2 separate regions of the Homo sapiens genome follow, and region 1 is linked to region 2. Evidence: chromatin loops called from intact Hi-C (ENCODE). Cell type or tissue: Calu3. All regions are shown on one strand. Links, peaks and the distances in the headings refer to the core of each region. The heading gives the core; the rest is flanking DNA.

What was found. A loop is a pair of places that touch in the nucleus more often than their neighbours do. Peaks named below come from ENCODE experiments on the same cell type or tissue, not always from the same donor. Only the 100,000 strongest peaks of a DNase experiment are listed, where the experiment ranks them.
Region 1: it touches region 2 in a loop (4-fold over the local background); 17 of 110 quality-filtered maps call a loop at or near these places.

The regions. Positions count from the first base shown.
Region 1 is chr9:69,816,271-69,824,610 of GRCh38, reverse strand. It overlaps CFAP95 (cilia and flagella associated protein 95), which reads right to left and starts at 3,794. Exons shown (of 6, transcript NM_001010940.3): 1 at 3,580-3,794. The coding sequence starts at 3,731. CFAP95-DT (CFAP95 divergent transcript) reads left to right here and starts at 3,872. Exons shown (of 2, transcript NR_038833.1): 1 at 3,872-3,961; 2 at 4,344-5,206. RefSeq lists a silencer at 3,819-3,878. In Calu3, for the core only: no CTCF peak of the experiment used is centred there; a DNase peak (open chromatin) is centred at 3,880.
Region 2 is chr9:69,874,678-69,883,017 of GRCh38, reverse strand. All of the region lies in intron 4 of CFAP95 (cilia and flagella associated protein 95), which reads right to left. Among named protein-coding and RNA genes, the nearest start is that of CFAP95, 58 kb to the right of the region's middle. In Calu3, for the core only: a CTCF peak has its summit at 4,927 (motif pointing right); no DNase peak of the experiment used is centred there.

The sequences.
Region 1 (8,340 bases), core at 214-8,213, 58 kb after region 2:
GCCATTTTACCATATAGCAAACAAAAAGCACGAAATGCAAAAAAAAAAAAAAGCATTAAATAGAACATGAAAAGGATACTTGTTTACAGTATGAGAGCTGAAACAAAAAGGCAGAGCGTTGCTTGCTTTGTTTGACCTCAGTTGGGAACATGCACGTAGGGCAACTCAAATTTTTTTGCCTTTTTTCCGCTCTGAGAATGTCTACAAATGACCACAAAAGTGCATCAAGTATTAATTTTGACTTACAAATAAATCGTAGCAAGTGGGTGAATTTACAAACACAGAATCCGGAAATAATAAGGATCAACTGTATTTGTCAACTATTGAAAAAGAATTCTGTTTCCTGTGGGGCTGTTCTTTACTATTCCACTGCACTTGCCTGTTCTTTTTTGTCCCTATCCTTAGTTCAAAACCCTGCTCAGGAACCAACCTCCCCACCACACCATTACCTCTGCTTCTTATAATCATTTCTTTTTTGCAAAAATCAGATGATACTGAATTTATTGATATTATTCTCCTTTTCTGCCCTATGGAGCTCCTTGAGGTCAATGGCCATGTCCTAATACATATAACTAACTGTCAGGCCTCTGAGCCCAAACTAAGCCATCATATCGCCGGTGACCTGCACGTACACATCTAGATGGCCAGTTCCTGCCTTAACTGATGACATTCCACCACAAAAGAAGTGAAAATGGCCTGTTCCTGCCTTAACTGATGAGATTATCTTGTGAAATTCCTTCTCCTGGCTCATCCTGGCTCAAAAAGCTCCACCACTGAGCATCTTGTGACCCCCACTCCTGCCCGCCAGAGAACAAATCCCATTTGACTGTAATTTTCCTTTATCTATCCAAATCCTATAAAACGGCCCCACCCTTATCTCCCTTCACTGACTCTCTTTTCAGACTCAGCCCGCCTGCACCCAGGTGAAATAAACAGCCTTGTTGCTCACACAGAGCCTGTTTGGTGGTCTCTTCAAATGCACGTGAGCGAAACTAACTTCTACTGTTCTTAATATGTGGCAGGCCATGTGTTAAAGGGTGTTTTACATATCATACCTCATGTAATCTTATAATAATCCTATCATCCCCATTTTACAGTTGCAGAAACAGGCCCAGAGCAGTCAAGTCACTTGCCGCAACACACAGCAAGAGAGTTAGTTTTCAAACCTAGAGCCCGAGTTTTAACCATTATGCTATGCTAAATCAATAGTGTTAGCTACTGATACGGTTTGACTCTGTGTCCCCACCCAAATCTCATCTTGATTTGTAATCCCCACATCGGGAGGGACCTGTAGTCCCCATGTGTCAAGGGAGGTAGGTGATTGGATCATGAGAGCAGTTGTCCCCATGCTATCATGATAGTGAGTGAGTTCTCAAAAGATTTGATGGTTTTATCAGCGTTTCGAAGTTCCTCCTTCACCCTTCTCTCTCCTGCTGCCTTGTGAAGAAGGTGCTTGCTTTGCCTTTGCCTTCCACCATGGTTGTAAGTTTCCTGAGGCCTCCCAAGACCTGCTGAACTGTAAGTCAATTAAACCTCTTTCCTTTATAAATTACCCAGTCTCCAGTATTTATTTATAGCTGTATGAAAATGTACTCATACAGCTACCCTATATTATTGACAACTTATGATTTTCCTAGAATGATGCTAAATGCTTTATAAAATTTATCTCATTGAATCTGTTTCTCTACCTCTATGTCCCCAACATGTAGCAAAGTGCATGACACACAAATGTATGTTGGGTTGAATTTAAGTCTTCCTGTTCCCCAGCCTTCCTTCTAAAACCAACGCATGAGGTCCCGCTATATTTTCAGCAGCGGCTGGAATGACTTACAGCGTTCCACTATCCTTCTCTCCTCACCAGGTTCCTCACCTTCTTCTCATTTGTGTTCTTCTGTGGTTTTGCTATTGATGTCTGTAACTTTCACAATGCAATTTTCAAAGTAATAGTGGTGCAGCAGAGAGCAGAAGCACTGTCCCTTTGCAAAAAGTCTTTCTCTTTAACAATAACTTCTAGTGGTGATTTATGGTATGACTCAAATCTCTGTGGGGTAACAGAGTCACAGAAGAGCTAAGTGTTTTGCTTGAGAGCTATGAGGTAAGCCCTATATGAGGCTAAAAGAGGATGTTCTGTTTCCCAGTGTAGTTTTGGATTCCAAATCTGTATAACTTCTCATACTGAGTTCAAAGGAGGAAGAGAGACAGTTTCAGGGTTGAGAAGTAAAAGCAGAAAGGTAAACTTGTTGGAAAGCAGGGAATAGGCTTTAGAAAGTTTGCAAGACAGAAACTGCAGGGGTCGCATATATTACATGAATGAATGGGATGAAGTCGGGCTTAGCCTTAGGGCTAGAGTCAAAATCACTCATTTCTTTCAAAAGCAAAAACATAAAGTAGACAAGATTTGTGACTTCTTTTCATTTCTTTTTTTTCTTCACGCCCCTCCCAAATATTCCAACCACTCCAAATGTAATTACTATCAACAGCAGAGCCAGGAAAGTTAATTCAAGGGAAAGAATTTGAAAAGTCCTAAAAGTTTCCACTTTTCTTCCAGTTATACATCACAGTGTTGCTATTGGTCACTGTGATATTTAATAAGAGAAAGTGAATTTCCAGGTCAAGTTCTAAAGCACAAGAAGTAAACCAAATGCTTCTTGGGGCCAAGCAAGAACTTACACGAGGGAAGTTCCTAAAGACAGAACAACACCCATCTTAAGGTGTAGCCAGTGCTCAGCTCTGGTACATTCATAGTTCCCCAGAGAAATAAAATCCTCTCTGGCCAAGACTTTCAAATTTTCAAAGATACAACCCTGGATTTACTGTGAATCTCCTAGTTTTAAATGTGGCCAACTAATTAAAATGAAAAAAAAAAAAAGTAAACAGAGCTCATGCCAAACAATGTCTGTTGGCCTTAACCAGTGGGAGATGCCAGTTTGCAGTCTCTGGCCAGAAAAGTTCTTGTATGTAGCCTAGAAAATATGAGGGGCCTCGTTCAAATCACTCCATGTACACCCTACCCCCAGGAAGTGGCAGCCCTGGAGGCTGGTCCTCTAAATAGGCATCTCCCTCCTGCTGTGCCCCTGGCCTCTAATTCCTTTTATGAGTAAGTGCCTGTGTCAGAAATGTGATTTCCAGGCCTCTGACAGCACCCCCTTTTCACCCCCTATTTATACACACCCGCTCTGTGTGAATGAGCTAAAACCTCAGGTGGCGGGGATTTGGCTGCTGCGTGGCCCAGTGTGTGGCTGGGAGCTGCCCCTGAAAGGCTCTCCTATTTCCTCCTCTCTGCTCCAACCCTCTCTCCCACTCTCTCTATTTCTCCTTTGAAAATATTTCTTTCCCTTTTCTTTCTTTTCTCTCTTTTCCTCCTTCCCATTCCTCTCTCGTCTCATCTTTTTCTCACCTTTCTTCTCATTTCCTTCTTTCTCTACATTTCTCCCCCACTTTTCTCATTCTTTTTTCCGTTTCCTCTGTCGTCTCCACTCCTGTCCCCTCTCTCTGACTCTCCTTTCCTTTCCTGTTCCATCCTTTCCCCTCTCTTTCCTCCCCGCAGCACCCGGGAACTTGCGAGGGGACTTCGCTCACCAGGAATACACCAACACCGGCTTCGAGTATTTCTTGTGATGGGAGCGGAGGGTCAGGGAGCCCTTGCGCTCCACCAAGTCCGGTGGTCCGATCTCCAACCAGTGTTGCTTCCTGTCGCACCAGTCCTGGCAGGATCTGTCAAGGCTATCCATGGGAGCCCTCGAGGTACAGACCTCTGAGGAGTTCCCTATGCACCTGTCCTGCCCGGCAGGAACGTAAGTACCAAGATTCGGCGTCTCTTATCTCCTAAGCAACCTGGGGCGGGGCCAGTGGAGGGGCGGATCCCTCCAACCTGACGGCCAAACGTTTCCTAGACGTTGTCGTTACTGATAAGAAACTACATTTCCCAGAATGCAGTGAGGGTAGCGACCGGGCTACACAGGTGATGAAGGGGGGAACTGCATCCTGGGATCCGCAGTTTCGCCTGTCCACCCGCCAAATCCTAAGAGTGGCTGAGCGCAGTTATTGGGGAGTGGTAGGTCAGTTAAGGACCAAGGGAAGAGCAAATTCCCTGAACCCCGAGTGGGTCTGTTCGGGCTGTCTTTAGAGAAGTTCTTTTGTGTGTGTGTGTGTGTGTGTGTGTGTGTGTGTGTGTGTGTCCGAGTCTCACTCTGTCGCCCAGGCAGGCTGGAGTGCAGTGGCACGATCTTGGCTCACTGCAACCTCCGCCTCCCAGGTTCAAGCGATTCTCCTGCCTCAGCCTCCCAAGTAGCTGGGATTACAGGGTCTCGCCACCACACCCGGCTAATTTTTTGTATTTTTAGTAGAAACAGGGTTTCACCATGTTGGCCATGCTGGTCTCGAACTCCAGAACTCAAGTGATCCGTCCGCCTCGGTCTTCCAAACTGCTGGGATTACAGGCGTGAGCCACCGCGCCCAGCCTTTGGGGAAGTTCTTTTTACCGTCCATCATCCATTGCCACCACACCTTCTGCTTACGAGTTATTTATAATAAGTTTAACTAAAAGAGAACGAGAGAACATCCCCTGAAACCCAAAGTTTGTCATTCTATACAGCTTTCCTGCCTGCAAAAGAGGAGGAGCAGACTCATCCAGCAAATCACCTAAAAAGTTTGAAGATCAAAAAGCCTAGCTCCAGTTTCAGATCCTTCCCCTACCTTTCTGAACACTAGTTTCTTCCTCTGAAAAACGAAAGAGGGAACGGGACCGTAGAGTGGAGTGGGCACAAGAATCGCAAGTCCCTTCTGGCTATGACGCTGCAAGACTCTAGGTACAGTTTAGGACTCCGGGCATTCAGATCCCCGGGACTTGTCAAGTTCTCCTCATTGACATTTTTGATATTTCGTGACAACACAAATTCATCACATTTTTGTGCTGTGTGTTATATGTGGGAAGGAGATTTTAAAAAGATTGCCTTTTGAAGTTATTGGATAGCTGTGTTACAGAAGAAAACATTGCCTTCAAGAAGTTATTGGATAGATATGTTACAGAAGAAAAGACGTTTGTTTCATTTTTGACTTTGCAGGAAAAGAATATGTAACACATCAGAATTCTTCTCTCCTCCCTGGCCTTAGTCGAGTACCTGAGGGGCATTAAAGCACTTCCTCCTTGCAATCACTTACCCAGCATAGTCCTTAATACAGATATCTTCATTGTTGAATGAATGAATGAATGTTCATTATGTTTGATTACCTTAGGTTTACTTTCCAAAAGTGTCTTACTTGAGGAAGACCACATCTACACAAAAAAATCAAACTTTAAAACAGAGTAAGAGACCATTCACACTACAAATAGATTCTCGGTTTATAAAAGATGTGTTATAGTGCTCCCATAAATAGTGAGGCACTCTTCTGTATCAGATGGCACAAATTTGATTACATATAACTACTAAGTGCTTTTCCGTGGTCTGTGGTTCATAGTGTGGGTGCCTGTGGTATGCTAAGGTCTCTATTTTACTGACAGCCACAGTTAAAATATATTTCTTAAAACCAAATAAACAGTCCACCATCACCAGCCAAATGCTAGGAGAGTGCTGACTGCTATTTTAGCTGCTTTCTTCTAGGCAGAATGAAAAGAAAAACATAAGTTAACTTTAAAAGGGGAAATATGATCCATGTCAAGCTCAATTCTGTCCAATCAAAGCACAGAATATTGCTGTTGTTCCAAAAATATTATCATCATTGCTGTCATCTGTTCATGTGTTCATTTTACTTACGTTTAGAGTGGCGGTAACATAATATATGTGAAACCAATATGTCAGATCTCTGCAGACAATTTCTCTCAAAGATGGAAGCTGCCCAAGGCCAAGCTCTTTCCACAGTGCATAAGTACCACAGAGATTTAAAAGCTTTTCAGCACACCAAGGAGCAATAAGTTAAGAAAACATGCAAAACAAACATAGCTGGTTATTTTAGAGTTCCTTAAGCCAAGCCAACCACCTATTAGAGTTTGTGAATATGCTTTTTGTTATACTCACTTTCCTGTTTGTATCAAATTTATAAACTTCATTGTCTTCTGTGTCTACTAAATACTTTTCAACATCCTTGTCCTAGGATTTAGGATACTAATTCTGTGATATCCTCGAGTTTATGTGCATTCCATTCTCTTTGTATACACCAATACATACTGTAGAATTTTGGTTTCTTGATTCTTTATCAATAAAATAGGAATAGAACAGCACTTATTGCAGAGGGTTTTTTTGTTTTTTTTTTGTTTTGTTTTTTTTTTTTTTTGAGATGGAGTCTCACTCTGTCACCCAGGCTGGGGTGCAGTGGCACGATCTCAGCTCACTACAAGCTCCGCCTCCCAGGTTCACGCCATTCTCCTGCCTCAGCCTCCCGATTAGCTGGGACTACAGGCGCCCGCCACCACGCCCGGCTAATTTTTTGAATTTTTTTAGTAGAGATGCGGTTTCACCGTGTTAGCCAGGATGGTCTCGATCTCCTGACCTCGTGATCCGCCCATCTCGGCCTCCCAAAGTGCTGGGATTACAGGCGTGAGCCACTGCGCCCGGCCAACGGTTCTTATTAGAATTACATAAGATAATAAATACATTGAAAGCAGGTAGAACAGTGCCTAATAGATGCTCAGTCCTCACTTAAATTTAAACTTCTGCTGCTAGTATTATTACATCCTGACTTTGTCTTTATCATTTGTAAAAATATCCTAAAATGTGGTGGGTTTTTTTGTGTGGAGTTTCCTATACTCACTGTTTTCAACCTTTATCTGTTTACAAGCTCTTTTTAATGAATATCTTTTTTATTCTAGTTTAATATGAAATTTAATAGCCTGGATCAGAAAAATGTAGGCAAGAAATTTGGATATGGTACCAGCGATAACGATAAATTTGCATTCCTATAGAATCCTTTCTCTTCAAGACTATAAGTAAGTTTTATACTTTTTAAATGTGAAATCACTGATCCTCAACATACTTGAGTTATCCCTGTTTTCCTCAAACTTTATCAAACCACTGAAGTATAGAGCTTAAAGCAATGCCTTCTATTTATATTAATCCCTTCGTGCTGTAATATCCCTATGGTGAGAAAACTAGGGCTCAGGTTGGGGAGGAATTGGGACTTTTCTGTAAGATAAGTGTAGGCAGGCCAACTCAGGAAGTGAGCTTATGCTAATAAATTTCCTTATTAGCTTTATCAGATTCCTGAAGAGATTGCCAAGAACTGAACAGGGCAGCAAACCTAAAACAGATGTAAACCAACCAGATGCAAACGTCTGTGGGGGCAAACCTCTTTGCCATCTCCTTTCCCTTCCTGTCTTGATCTGTGCTCAATTCCTGGAAAAGCCCCTACTCAGGATCTCCTAAAGTCTCCAGTAGCATGTTTTCCCCCACCATTAAAATTACTTCTCTCTATCAAATGTCTTTTAATTATGCTGAGAGACAAGAATTTAACGTTGCTTAAGAAAACTAATTTGTACTATCTCTATGTCAAATACAGTTTAAATATATTAAAAACTCCTGTTTAAATTGTATAGCACTCAGAAACTAAAAACTAAGCAGTGATGTCCTAATCAAGGATTGTATAGTTTTTTTTTTTTTTACTACTCCAGGAATAGGGACTTCCTGTTACTCACATATACATCTGTGGTTTTCCTTTTGAGTATTCTTTACAAAAAGTTGGAGTCCACCTGCTACGTCAAAATGAATAAGAGGTTCTTGCTCAGAAAAGGGGGGATTGGGGGACACACTGGGGCTGGTGAGGAACCAGACCTCCCCATCTCCAGCTCCCCCCATCCCTATTTTCTTTCCCCTCTTCCTCTCTCTTCTTCTTTTGCTTTTTCCCACTTTCCCCCTCATCCCTTACTTTTCCATGTCCTACTCCTTTTCTTCTTTCTTCCCCTATTTCTCCCTCTCCTCCTCCTCTCTGTCTCTCTGTTTCCTTCCTCTCTTCTTCCAACTTTGAGAAGTAGTATGGATTTTGGAGTCAGAATCTATTGTTGAAAACCCAGGTACAAATCAAATGAAAGAAAAATAATCAGATCTAGAAACCAGAGCCAAAATTTATATGAATAAGTTTATGTCTCACAACTCTCAAAGGAATCAACTTCAGCAAAACTTCAATCTTCTTTCCTTTCCTGTAACTGTAACTACCAACAGTCTTTTTTAGAATGATTTTAACCTTGAGTATGATTCCTCTGTGCTTCTAATTTGGACTGTGAATCAATTTGGCATCTACTTGTCCTTAAGCCATTATCACTAACTAGCATTGATTAAGTGCTAACATGCAATAGGCATTATTTCTGGAACTCCTACTGTCAGCATGGGGGATTAATTTATTAAATATTCA
Region 2 (8,340 bases), core at 197-8,196:
CCTACTCAACTATTCTGAAATATAGAGGCAGAAGGTATACTTCCAAATTCATTCTAAGAGGCCAGTATTACCCTGATTCCAAAACCAGACAAAGACACATCAAAAAAAGAAAACTACAGGCCAGTATCTCTAATGAATATTGATGCACAAATCCTCAATAAAATACTAGCAAACCAAATTCAACAACACGTTAAAAAAATCATTCATCATGACCAAGCAGGATTTATCCCAGAGACACAAGGATGGTTCAACCTGTGCAAATCTATCAGTGTGATACATCATATCAACAGAATGAAGGATAAAAATTATACAGTCATTTCAATTGATGCAGAGAAAGTATTTGATAAAAGTTCAACATCCCTTTATAATACACATCCTCAAAAAATTGAGTATAGAAAGAACATACTTCAACATAATGAAAGCTTTATATGACAGACCCACAGCTAGTGTCATACTGAATGCAGAAAAACTGAAAGCCTTTCCTATAAAATCTGAAATACAACAAGGATGGCCACTTTCACCACTGTTATTCAACATAGTACTGGAAATCTTAGCTAGAGCAATTAGACAAAAAAAAGAAATAAAGGGCATCCAAATTGGAAAGGAAGAAGTCAAATTATCCTTGTTTGCACATGACATGATCTTATATTTAGAAAATCCTAAAGACCACCAAAGAAACTATACTGATAAACAAATTCAGTAAAGTTGCAGGACACAAAATCAACATACAAAAATCAGTGGCAGATCAGGCATGGTGGCTCATGCCCCCAGCATTTTAGGAGGCCAGGTGGGTGGATCACTTGAGGCCAGGAGTTCAAGACCAGCCTGGGCAACATGGTGAAACCCAGCTTCTACAAAAATACAAAAATTAGCCAGGTGTGGTGGCACACACCTCTAATCCCAGCTATTCAGGTGGCTGAGGCAGGAGAATTGCTTGAACTTGGGAGGCAGCGGTTGCAGTGAGACATGATCACACTACTGCATTCCACCCTGGGTGACAGAGCAAGACGGTCTCAAAAAAAAAAAAGGCATTTCTATATGTTAACAGGGAACAATCTGAAAAAGAAATTTAAAAAAAACCTAATCCCATTTACGATAGCCACAAATAAAATTAGATACCTAGGAATTAACCAAAGAAGTGAAAGATCTCTACAATGAAAACTATAAAACATGGATGAGAGAAATTGAAGAGAACACCACAAAATGGAAAAATATTTTATGTTCATGGCTTGGAAAACTCAATATTGTTAAAATGTCCATATTACCCAGAGCAATCTACAGATTCAATGCAACCCCTATCAAAATACCAATGACATCTTTTATGGAAATAGAAGAAACAATCCTAAAATGTATATGGAATAACAAAAGACACAGAATAGCCAAAGCTATCCTGAGCCAAAAGAACAAAACTGCAAGAGTCACATTATTTGACTTCAAATTATGTTACAAAGCTATAGTAACCAAAACAGCATGGTATTAGCATAAAAACAGACACACAGACCAATGGAACAGAATACAGAACCCAGAAACAAATCCACACACCTACAGTGAATTCATTTTTGAGAAAGGTGCCAAGAACAGACACTGGAGAAAAGACAGTCTCTTCAACAAACGGTGCTGGGGAAACTGGATTTCCATATGCAGAAAATGAAACTAGACCCCTATCTCTCACCATATACAGAAATCAAATCAAAATGGATTAAAGACTTTAATCTGTGACCTCAAACTATGAAACTACTACAAGAAAACATTGGGAAAAATCTCCAGGACATTGGTCTGGGCAAAGACTTCTTGAGCAATACTCCACAAGCACAGGCAGCCAAAGCAAAAGTAGACAAATGGGATCACATCAAGTTAAAAATCTTCTGCATGGCAAAGGATACAATCAACAAAGCGAAGGGATAACCCACAGAATTGGAGAAAATATTTACAAACTACCCATCTGACAAGGGATTAGTTACCAGAATATATAAAGAGCTCAAACAACTCTACAGGAAAAAAAAAATCTAATAATCCTATCAAAAAATGGGCCAAAGATTTGAATAGACATTTCTCAAAAGAAGACATACAAGTGGCAAATAGGCATATGAAAAGGTGCTCAACATCATTGATCATTAGAGAAATGCAAACCAAAACTACAATGAGATATCATCTCATGCCGGTTAAAATGGCTTATATCCACAAGACAGGCAATAACAAATGCTGGTGAGGATGTGGAGAAAAGGAAACCCTTATATACTGTTGTAAGAATGTAAATTAGTACAACCACTATGGAGAACAGTTTGGAGGTTCCTCAAAAAGCTAACAATTGAGCTATCATATGATGCAGCAATCCCACTGCTGGGTATATATGCAAAACAAAGGAAATCAGTATATCAAAGAAATACCTGCACTCCCAAGTTTGTTGCAGCACTGTTCACAATAGCCAAGATTTGGAAGTAACCTAAGAATTCATCAACAGGTGAATGGATAGAGAAAATGTGGTACTTATAGACAATGAACCACTATTCAGCCATTAAAAAGAATGAGATTCTGTCTTTTGCAACAACATTGATAGAACAGGAGATCACTATGTTAAGTGAAATAAGCCAGGCACAAAAAAAACAAATATCACATGTTCTCACCGTGTTTGAGGGATCTACAAACCAAAACAACTGAACTCATGGACATAGGGAGTAGAAGGATGGTTACCAGAGGATGGGAAGGATAGTCAGGGCAGGGAAGGGATGGCATAGTGGGGAGGTGGGATGGTGAATGGGTACAAAAAATAATAGAGAGAATGAGTAAGACCTAGTATTTAATAGCACAACGTGGGGACTATAGTCAATAGTAATTTAATTGTACACTTTAAAATAACTAAAAGAGTATAATTGGATTGTTTGTAACACAAAGGATAAATGCTTGAGAGGATGGATACCCAGTTTTTCATGATGTGATTATTATGCATTGCATGCCTGTACCAAAATCTCATGTATTCTATAAATACATACACCTACTATGTACCCACAAAAATTAAACATAAAATAATAAAAAATAAACCAAAACAAACAAAAATATATAAAAGTATATACAGTGTGATGTGAGAGACCAAAATAGATGCCCCTTTATCAACTAAGACAGAACCTAAGGTTAAAAAAAAAACAAAAAGTTACCTATGGGTTGGGGATTCAGGGATGGTTTGGCATGGCAAATTTCTAAATTCTCACTAAATATCCTAACAATAGGAGATATCAGGCCAATTGTCCTAATTCTGACTTACGATCCAAACCACTATGACTCTAATTGGATAAAGGACTGGCCTTACAAACTTTCTTCTCTGATAAGCAATTGCAGACCTTTAAACAGTTTCAGCCAGCTGATAGAGGCTGTGCATAAACTGTCTTTGTGTCCTAAAGTTCACCCTTTGATAAAGCCAAATTCCACCTCATTTTAATGTTAAAACCCAGTCCCAAAGTGAACGTAGGATGTATGTCATATGCATATTTATCCATTACATATGCGCACAGCTCCCTCATAAATACGTATAGCTTTTCCCCCCGAACCTCCTGAATATGCATGATTCAGGCCCTGTGAGGCATAAAACCCAAACTGTGCTTCCCCTCGTCCATGCTGGAGACTTTCTCTTCCCAGCTTCCAAACCAATATCTCCAATAAAGCTCTCCTTTCTACTATTTAGCCATCCTGGTGATCTTTTGGTCAACAATAGCAAATATTAACCAAAGGAAATTGAATTCTTATAATAACATCCTATGTAAGAGACTTTGAGCAAAAATTACTAGTTACAAAGATCATTATCTACTGATTAAAAGAGCAAGTCACCAAGAAAGTATATAACAATCTTATGTCAATAAACCTAACAACATATAGAATATTGACACTGTTTGGATATTTGTCCCTGCCCAAATCTCATGTTGAATTGTAATTCCCAATACTGGAGGTGAGGCCTGGGGGGAGGTGTTTGGGTCATGGAGGCAGATCCCTCATGGCCTGGTGCCATCGTCATAATAGTGAGTGAGTTCTCGCACTATCTGGTCATATAAAAGTGTGTAGCTCCTGCCCCCCAACTCTCTTTCTTGCTCCTGCTTCTGCCATGCGATGTGCCTGCTCCCCCTTCACCTTCTGCCATGAGTAAAAGCTGTCTGAGGACTCCCTAGAAGCTGAGCAGATGCCAGCACCATGTTTCCTATAAAGCCTGTAGAACTGTGAGCCAATTAAACCTCTTTTCTTTGTAAATTACCCAGTCTCAGGGATTTCTTTATAGCAATGCAAGAACAGCCCAATACAAATACGTAAGACAAAAATAGACCAGAATCACAGAAATAAAATGACAAATCCACATTTATGCAGGAAGATTGTAACACACATTTCTCAACCCTTTGGTTCCTTAAATCCAAATCTCTACATACATCCTCCAAAACCATACAGGTCAACAGTAAAGCAAATAAAACTTCACAATTGCCCAGAGGTAGAGCATAGTGAAGGATAGGGAATACCACAAACTTGGATTTACATGTAGGTAGAACAGTCCAGAATCCGTAGAGCCAAATCAGAGCCCATGCTGAAACAGAATCAGGCAGGGATTATATGGAAGACAGGAGAGGTGGCAAGTCTCTAGCAGGGGTGAAACACAGAGGACAGCACCCACAGAAGGAGAACGCCCTTCCCTGATGAGGAAATCGTAAGAACAAGTCTAAGACCAGAAGATCTGAAGCATGACTTTTCAAGGAAGTATCCAGGACCACAGTTATAGTCTTGGGAAGACACTGCTTCTGGGAAGGAGCAGTACAACTAGAAGGTAAAGAAAAATGAGAAATAAAACACAAGAAAATAAGGATCCTAGGGCTGTAAGGTAGTATCACGATTATCAGTAAACATCACTCCCTCCTATGTTTCACCACCCCAGAAACGTGTCATTAATTAAATAAGCCTCACTTCACTGTTAGAACTGAAGAGGGCACTCTTGAACTAGGATATTGAGCAAACTGCCCAAAGTTTTCATTCCTCCTGGATAGAATTATCTATGATTGCTGCTAGTCCAGGAAAATCCATCATACTTTAAATGAACAGAACAAGGCAACATTACTATGAGAAGAACACAATAAAGAAGAATAAAAACTAAGCTCATGAAAATTCTCCCCCTGAAATAGTCCCAGTCACAGAAGTCCTCCATTAGCATTTCTATTCAATAATGCACTAGAGAGCCTAGAAAATGCAGTAAAACAAGAAAGACAAGCAAAATCAACATTAGCAAATAGCATAATTGGAATAAAGGAAACAAAATCATCATCTTCCATGGATGACAAAGTTGTTTACATTTTTAAAAATACAAGAGAATCTACAAATTATAACAATAGGCAAGTTTCAGCAAGGTTGTTGGATAAAAGATCAATATACAAAAATAGCATAGCCATATACCTGCAACAAGAAATTAGAAAGCATAATCAAAGGAGGAAAATCCCATTTATACTTGCAACAAAATATCTGTTTCCTATAAGAATACATGTAACAGAAGATATACAAGTCATTTATGGGGAAAATACAAAATGTTGTGGAAAAACGTAAAATAATTTATGTACGTGTGGAATGGTGGATATAATGATAGCAATTATTCCATCCAAAAAATTTAAAGCACTTCCAATCTAAACACCAATAAGGTGTTTTGTAGAACTTGACAAACAAATCCTAATAGTCATATGACTCTATGAAGTGCCAAAGAGAGTCAGTATAAAAATAGACCAATTGAGAAAATGTAAAGCCTAGAAGCAGAACTGCTTAAATATAGGAATTTGGTGTATGATGGAAATGGCCTTACAAGTTAGTGAGGAAAGAGTGAGTCACGTGATGCTGGGCTAAACCTTTAGTCTTATAAAAATATTACATATAAGCATATATAATTACATGTATATTACGTATATATGTATGCATTATATATGAAATTTCTAAAATTTTAGAATTTGACATTTCATATTTAGGTCTTGACTAAATTGTAAATTAAAACTTCTGTTGATCAAAAGATACTATAAACAAAGTTTTCAGAAAAGTCATAGACTGGAAGAAGATGTTTATTATAAATCTAACCAAAAGGCTGGGTGCAGTGGCTCATGCCTGTAATCCCAACACTTTGGGAGGCCAAGGCAGGTGGATCACTTGAGGTCAGGAGTTTGAGACCAGCCTGGCCAACATGGTGAAACCCCGTCTCTACTAAAAATACAAAAATTAGCCAGGCGTGCTGGCGGGTGCCTGTAGTCCCAGCTACTTGGGAGGCTGAGGCAGGGGAATCACTTGAACCCAGGAGGCGGAGGTTGCAGTGAGCCAAAACTGCGCCATTGCACTCTAGCCTGGGAGACAGCGCAAGACTCCATCTCAAAAAAATAGTAAAATAAAATGAAATAAATCTAACCAAAAGAGGATCAATAAAATAAATCTAACCAAAAGAGGATTAATAACAGAATTAATTTTTTAAAACTCTTTTTTTTTTCTTTTTAGACAAAATCTCACTCTGTCATCCCCAGGCTGGAGTGCAGTGGCACAATCATGGCTCACTGCAACCTCTGCCTCCCAGGTTCAAGCAATTCTCCTGCCTCAACCTTCCAAGTAGCTGGAACTACAGGCATGCATCACCAGGCCCAAGTAATTTTTGTATTTTTAGTAGAGATGGGGTTTTGTCATGTTGGCCAGGCTGGTCTTGAACTCCTGGCCTCAAGAGATCCACCTGCCTTGGTCTCCCAAAATGCTGGGATTATAGGCCTGAGCCACTGTGCCCAGCCTTTAAAACTCTTGCAAATCAAATTTAGTAATTAGTGAAATGCAAAGTAAAACAACAATGAAATGCCATGTAATATCTATTAGATTGATAAAAATTAAAAATCCCTATTTATAAGGATATGAAACAATAAATATGTTCAAGCAAAACTAGTGGCAATATCTTGCAAAATTGAAGGTGCATATGTCTTATTACCCAACAATTCTGAGTATAAAGAAAACTCTTTTTTAAAAAATGTTATTGCGAATTGGTGATTTATAATTGTAATATTTATGGTGTATAAAGAAACTCTTACATATATATTCAAGGAGATGTGTATAATGACAGTTACTGTGGCCTTATTTGTAATAGTGAAAATTTGGAAGCTAATGTCCTGCAAGAAAATGGATATATTGAATGGCCATATAAATCATGATAAACCATTTCTTTAAAAACATTGAAGCATGTATAGTAAAAATATTAACTTACATTATAACTGGGTAATGAGTAGATGGATGTTTGAAGAGTATTTTAGATAATGAAAATATTCCATAATCTTAAAATATGTTTGTGTTAATAGACAACAGTGAACTTGCTTCCCTACCCTCTTCCTACTCAAAGTTATGACTCAAATGATATGCTTATCAGGAACCCCAGCAGAACACTGGAGAGTTGCTTTGGGTAGAACTGTCCTGCAGGTCAGCTTTTGGGTATCTCTCCACTCGTGTAAAGCAGATAGAAACCTATCCCTCCTAATTGAGCCCTTTTGCCTCTCCTTATTATCACCTCCCAGCACAGAGTCTGATACAAAGTAGGCAATGAGAAACATTCATTGAATATTTAAATCAATAAAAATAAAATTAGAATATAAAGAGATATAGATTAACTACACTGAGTATGCAAAGTAAATACAGGTGAAAGATTAAAACATTCAGTTATCTTTCTAAAAAGGCATTGTGGAACAAAATGGAAACTTTTATAATATTGAATGATGACTTTCAGCCAATTACTCACCAACTCTTTGTGATTGCCTTCTCCTTCCCTCACCCCCTTAAAAAAAAAATCCAAAAAACAGGGCAACAATCAATTTTTAAGTGATAGAGAGTACATTATGTGCTCCCCAAATTTGAAATAAGGTGGTCTTTTGAGAATAAAAATATGGGAAATCAACATGGATATTCCTCTAGATATTAGCTGTAGCAAAAAGAACAAGTCCATTAAGAGAAATGCCCTTCAGAGAAACTCCAGGAAGCAAGAGGTCAGAAAAACAACAGAGGCATTATTTCTAGGCATTGTCTTGGGGAAGAGGTATCCTGGTTTACAAACAGATCCCCCTGGTTCTGGAAGCAGAGCTGGACTACATCAATGTCAATCCACCAACCCGGACTTACTGACAGCCAACAGTGATTTAAGTCATTATCTGGAACCAGCAGGAACAAGCCTGTGCCAGGTGGCTCTGCTTTACAGCTCCCATCCCTACTCGTGGCTCTTAGGTCCAAATACCAGTCTGATCAGGGCCCTCTTTGGGATTTCCTTTTCTTAATAGAAACTACTGGAAAAGGGGCACTCACTCTCCCGTGACAGTAACTGAGAGATGT